Linked DNA regions of Mus musculus: region 2 is linked to region 1. The links are chromatin contacts, found by Hi-C or POLR2A ChIA-PET in ENCODE. All regions are on one chromosome and are shown on one strand. Each heading gives the region's core, a stretch centred on a gene start or an enhancer-like site at or near the end of the contact. The rest is flanking DNA. Distances are from core to core; before and after follow the strand shown. Region 1 overlaps Nxn (nucleoredoxin). Region 2 overlaps Nxn (nucleoredoxin).

Evidence for each region. Hi-C counts contacts between places; a loop is a spot of excess contacts on that map. ChIA-PET counts read pairs that join two places held with the same protein, here RNA polymerase II (POLR2A).
Region 2: a loop to region 1 is called in a map of T-helper 17 cell, with 2.4 times the contacts of the local background. The contact joins two enhancer-like sites. A Hi-C loop is called at or near these places in 1 of 37 maps with a recorded cell type or tissue (T-helper 17 cell). POLR2A ChIA-PET finds 5 or more read pairs at or near these places in 4 of 5 experiments (Patski and embryonic stem cell).

What each region holds. Positions count from the first base shown.
Region 1 is chr11:76,260,065-76,263,050 of GRCm38, reverse strand. It overlaps Nxn (nucleoredoxin), which reads left to right. Exons shown (of 8, transcript NM_008750.5): 6 at 1-43; 7 at 1,385-1,509. Among named protein-coding and RNA genes, the nearest start is that of Mrm3, 18 kb to the right of the region's middle. Within about 2 kb of position 1,478, at least 1 of the 3 ENCODE cell types and tissues checked has a DNase peak (open chromatin) inside an H3K27ac peak, as active enhancers do.
Region 2 is chr11:76,357,617-76,360,602 of GRCm38, reverse strand. All of the region lies in intron 1 of Nxn (nucleoredoxin), which reads left to right. Among named protein-coding and RNA genes, the nearest start is that of Nxn, 40 kb to the left of the region's middle. Within about 2 kb of position 1,489, at least 1 of the 3 ENCODE cell types and tissues checked has a DNase peak (open chromatin) inside an H3K27ac peak, as active enhancers do.

The DNA.
Region 1 (2,986 bases), core at 229-2,728:
GCTGTGCAGCTCAACGAGGGCCCCTGCCTCGTCCTTTTTGTAGGTATGGAGCTGGAGGGAAAGTGGAAGGCAGGTCAGAATGGACCTCTCATGGGAGGCAGATAGTATCCCCTGCCCCCAGCCACTCTCTACCATTAACAGTGTTGATCTGGGGTCTTTGTCTCCCTAGCAGCCTTGCTTTTGACCCCAATGATTTATTCATGGCTATCCCCCTGCAGGCGGTGGTCTGGAGCAGCTACTGCTCCTGCTGCCAGCTGGGCAACAGGTCAGGCAGGAAGATGGCCCCAGCCCCCCATGAACAGACCCTTTGTTGGGAAGGGAGATGGGGAGGGTGTTGCTTGCATAGCAGCTGTAGGGGGTGGGGCCCCCTCGGGCTAAGGCTCATCCAGGCCTGCTGCCACTTTCCTATGCTCTAATGAGCAATTCCGGGGAGCCACTAGAGCTGGCCCGGCTCTACCAGGTGGAACCCCGCTCCTTCACCCTCAGAAGCTATGTCTCGTGGCTAAGTAGAAAGATAGGAAAGTATCCCTGCAGACTGTGGCATGACTCAGGATGCTTTCACCACCCATGGCCAAGGAGGCCTGGGGAGTACCCTCAGCACCTTGCTACATTCTCTGGGGTCTGGTTTCGGGACCCTAGCATCAGAGCTGATAAGCAGACTGGGCCAGTCTTAGGTAGGAAGGCCTGTCACAGAGAAGCAGTCTTGAATTTTTTTTTCCTGTGGGGTTGTCTTGCCTGTTGCAGGTCCTCACACCCACATCCTGGGCCCTGTTTGGAAAGAGCTCTGAACCTGGGGACAATTCGGGACATTTTGGCTTTCTCCAGAAATGTGGAAACCAAGTCCCTGAGAAGCAGGACAAGTTGGATAGTAAATTAGATGAAGGTGTCCCCAGAGATCGTGTCTGGTCACCATGAGCCTCTTGGGCAGTATGACACCTGTGGGTAGACTCCTGTATCCTCTGTGTGCCTCGTGAGGATGCTATGCTGACTCCCACCACAGGCTTCAGCAGCCTCAGCCTCATGTGGCCATTCCTCATGTTCTCCTGCAGGTCGTCCCAAGCAGGTCTGCCTACCAGGTAGCTTTGGAGCAGGTGTGGAGTCCCATCACCACCAGAGCTGCAGAGGGGACCACAGTCCTCGGCTCTGTGACTGGGAGAACACTCCTAGGGGCTCAGGTGTAGGCATGGGAGCAGCAACCTATACAAACCCTGTATAGGTTTGTGAAGAACCTCATGGCAGGCGCTGCATGCTGGTGGGTAGGGTTCGAACTGCTCACTGAGCTGTTTGTGTCTAGTGAGCCCAGTGTGTCTCAGGCCCATCTCTGGTCACTGAGATTTGACAATTTAGAGTTGCTTGTCCTTCTTTTTCTGTTCCCCTGTCACAGACTCTGAGGACGACGGAGAGTCCGAGGCAGCCAAACAGCTGATCCAGCCAATAGCTGAGAAGATCATTGCCAAGTACAAAGCCAAAGAAGAGGAGGCGCCGCTGTTGTTCTTTGTGGCCGGGGAGGTGAGTGCGGAGGACAGGCCTGGCGTCCTGGGTACATGCAGGATATGAGTGATCTTGGCTTCTGGAGGTCTGAAGGGACCTCTGGGTCTGAGCTGATTGTGCCACACGCAGATGTAAGAGGAAAAGGTGTGCCCTTAGTCATCAGAAACCACTTCCTATCCCTGCTGTATCCCCCGCCCTTCCTTCTCACTCAGCAGCCCTCAGAACTTTAGGAAACCCTAGCGGATCTGTGTCGTCCCCCCACCCCCCGCACGGCTGAGAGCAGCACAGACATCCTTGCTCCCATCCGTGCTGCTGGATCAGAACCAGCCCCTGCTTTGCATAGATAGTACCAGCCTGGCTAATCCCACTGTGCCAGCCTGCAACACGGGCTTAGCCATCACAGGGATCCCGACTTAAAACACAGCTGAAGACACTTGGGGAGGTTGGAAATTGCTGCTGTCCCCCATCTGTTGCTCTCAAGGCCTAGTTCTTGAGCCCTCACTGTGCCAGACTGAGCAGGGGACATCCCCAGGGTCAGATGATGGCAGGTGCCCGGCCACCCTGAAAGCCTGGGAGGCTGCATCCTACAGGCACCTGCATTCTGCAAGATGGCCGTGATTGGCTGCGCAGGCGCTCTCCTGGCTCCTTCTGCACATGCTCATTGCCTCTCTACCCCACCCCAGCACCCCTCTGAGGCTCACATCAACAGACTCTATGAGGCCACCCTCCAGCTTTTCCTGCCCAGGTCAGAACCTCCAGTTGGTCAGAGCCTGTACACTGGATCCCAAGAGAAGGACAGGAAGACAAACAAGAGAGGCCAGACAGACACCCTAAGCCACCCATTCATCTCCTCAGTAACCACCCCTGGCTGCCCTGCTGGGCCCCTTGCAGGCAGCCCCAGTTGCCCTGCCCAGCTCTGGGGTGGAGGGGAACAAAGAGGGTTCACAGGCTCCTGCAGGGGAGAGTTGGGGGGGTCCCAGCCGCCCCACACAAAGCATAACAAGGCAGCTCTGCATGTATTAAACTCTAACCCCTGGAGAATAGCTCCTAAGAAAGATGGGTGCAGAAGAGAAAGGCCAGGCCGGGGGCAAGGCGGGGATTCAGGAGCACAGCTGAAAAGCCTTTGCAAGTTCTCTGTCCCCTAGGCGCCTTGCCAGGAACTTCACCTGCTGGTCTCCTTTGTTCTTCACCCTCTCACGGGGAACAATACTCATTATCCTGTTTCCTAGATGAGGGACATAGGCTTTAGCAGGGAGGAGGGCTGGGAGCACCGGGGGCTGGTTTCCTCTCTTAGCATCCTAGGTGTTAGGGATGGGATCTGGGCTCCACTGATGTCCCTTGCCAAGGCCACAAAGTAGGTAGCAGAGAAGGAACTGATGGGGTTACTGTGACTCCAGTGACAGGGCTCATCCTTTTCTGACAAATGGACCAGTTCATGCCTAGAAGGACAGACAGACTTGGGGCTGCTGCCCATGTGTCAGAAAGCTAGGCAGAG
Region 2 (2,986 bases), core at 240-2,739, 98 kb before region 1:
TCGGTTTGTAGGGCCTAGGAGATTTGGATCTCTGGGCCATGTGTGCCATGCAGAACACAGCATATCCAGTTACAGGAAGGACTTTTTCTGGAGCCAGTGCTGGACCTGGTGGTACGCTGTGCGCAGAAGCACAGAAGGGCTGCCCTTGCAGTCACTCAGCAGGTCATGGCCAGTTACAGAGCCTCAGGCAGAATGTGGCCTTTCCAAAGGAGGTGGAGAAAAAAAGATGAGAAACAAAAAGACAAAAGGCTTTGTCTCTTGTGAATTGTGTGCAAGTGCGTACGCATGTCTGTGTGTGTGTGTGTGTGTGTGTGTATGTGTGTGAGCCTCTGCCTGCGTGTGAAGGTTGGAGGACAAACTCAGGTATCTGCCACCTCCTTCCATCTTGTTTGAGACATGGTCACTCTTTTTGTTGCTCACTACTTTATGTGTCAGGCCAGCAGGACCTTTTTGAGCATTCTACTGTCTCTGCCCCATTTCATGATAGGAGTCCTGGGATTGCAGATGTGCCCTGCTTCTTTGTGGGTTCTGAGGAAATCCGGTCCAAGGCAAATACTTTACCCTACCTCCCCAGTCCTTGACATTTATTTTGTGTAAATAAGATTGCTTTAGCTAATCCCCCCAATGACAAATGTTCATACAGTGTTGACACTCAAATGTGTGACTTCTGTCATTAGCTGAATTTGAGTGACATGCTGATGATGCGGGGGTGGGGGGGTGATGGTGGTGGCAGACTCTAGTCATCCATTGGAGAGCAACAGATGTAAGCTAGAGAGACACATGGTGGCCTGGTTTTATCTGTGTGGGTTCGAAGGCTGTAGCTGGCGTGGAGTAGAGAGTGGCTTTGTTTAGACAGATTACCACAGTCGGTACCCAGCTGGGTCTCTGTCCCTCAGCTCCTTTAGACAGAGCTCTTTTTGTAGCTGCTCAATAAACCCAGCAAATGAACTTTAGGGTAGCTCTCCTGTGGAGGGGCTTAATCCCTGCAGCAAACCTGGAGCTGCCGTTTCCCTGTAATTCCCATGACCTCAAATCCTGCTTCTGCGTCTTTCCAAGCTTCCTGGGCCCATCCATATCTTATACCCTGACCTGACTTCATGGCTTCCTATTCCCCAGAGTAGCCCTTTCATGGACTTCTTTGCTGGTTGTCCCACCACAAGTGGCCCTGGCTTGGCACTGTCATAATCCAGTGGTACCTCCACACCCCAGTTGTCTGACCATAAGTAGCCTTTGGTTGGTGCTGTCATGATCTCGTGGTACCCCCAAGCCCCACGTTTCAGGATTTTTAAGCTCAGAGGATTCTGGTTTCTCCACAGACCGCACAGTACAGACGAGGTGGTAACTTTTACAAGAGATCCGCAGAAGCTTGGGAATTGGTGTGGAGTCCTGTGGTGGTTTTAAAAAACACAGCAAGAAACGACGTAATGATGAGTGACAGCCAGCAGCGATGCTGTCCAACTCTGGAGCTGGGCTAGAAGACTCTTCTGACTTGGACTGGAAGTTGGCCAGCTGTGGGATTTTATTGATCATAAGTTGCTAATTCAAAGGCTTTTGCAGCCCTGACCCCTGGTTTTCTTCTTACTGCACTTCCTACATTTCCCGGAGCCTGCATTTATGACTTTTATCATCATAAAGTTCAAAATGAAATACCTACTTAAAAATTAATTGAAGCTTGCGAACACCACGTCATTTGTTAACGTGCATAGTGAGGCATGCTCGCAGACCCCCCTCCCCATCTCCTCCATCTGTTTATTTTGCGATTAATAAAAGGCAAAGCATGTTTGTGCTTGAGGCCGAAGATCTTGGCTGCCTGTGTCGGAATCTGTGAATTTAGTCCAAATTGATAATGTCCTGGTATTTGTGGAGGCTTTTATTTATTTATTTTAGAAAAGGCTGCTTAAATGAAGGCTTTTTTTTTTTTTTTTCTGAAGCTGACCACATAGAGTTCAGGATAAACAGCTTTCTAGAAAGAGGTTTCTGAATAATAGGGATGTGGATTTACCGTAGGGGTCTTGAGTGAGTTTTCAAGGCATTGTTTTAAGTTGGTGGGAGGCCCAGATGAAAGAGGAATTTCATGATAAGCCCCTCTTTGAGTCATTTCTTGTAGCAGGGAGGCAGTGGGATGCTGGGGTTTGCTCTCGGTCCTCATGCAAGAAGCTTGTGCTGGCAGAAGAGGTACAGAGGGCTGCCTTGCCCTGCCCTGCGCTAGGCAGTACAGCCCTCATCTGGGCTGGGGTTTTAGAAATAGTCCTGCCGTGAACCTCACACTAGGAAATCAGTCTTTCCCTCCCCTGCCTTCTCTCTGTGCCTATGACTCAGTGAGTGTCAGGTCTTCCTCCCTCTTTCCTTTGTGCCTTGTCCCCCTTCTATGAACAGTCATTTAATTTATTCCTTGCTGCTTATCATTTTAATAATCAGACTTTTCTCCCTGGGCCAGGCTCTTCTCCAGAGGCCTTGCCCTGCCTCTGTCTTACAATAGATATTCACCAACAAGTAAGTGCTGGCTTCCGTGACAGCAAACACAGATCCGGAGCTGTTAGGGTCAGACTCTGCTCCTGGGAGCCCTAACATGCTAGGCTCACCGCTGTCCCTCAGTGTGCCAATCAGGGGGTCAAGTAACATCGAGAGGCAGAGAAAGGAGATTGATCCGCTGTGGCCACATTGGGGAGAAGAACAAATAAAGGGGTTCAGGGACCCTCAAGTCCATCTTTGGGGCCTTGACAAGAGAGCTAAGTGTTCAAACAGAGGACAAGAGGAACGCATTGTGAAGCGGTCAAGGCGTGGTTCCATCCATTACAGTCTGGGCCCGAGTGTCTCCTGCAAGGTGATCTGGTGTTATCAGAACTTTGAACCTTTTTTCCTGAGACACAGTTTCCGGACGTTACTAACACTAGGCTCGGCCTTTTCATTCTCTCAGCTTGAGATTCTTGGGAAAATTCCAGTCTCCTTGGGACCATTGTTTCAGTAGTGTGATACCAGAGGGAGC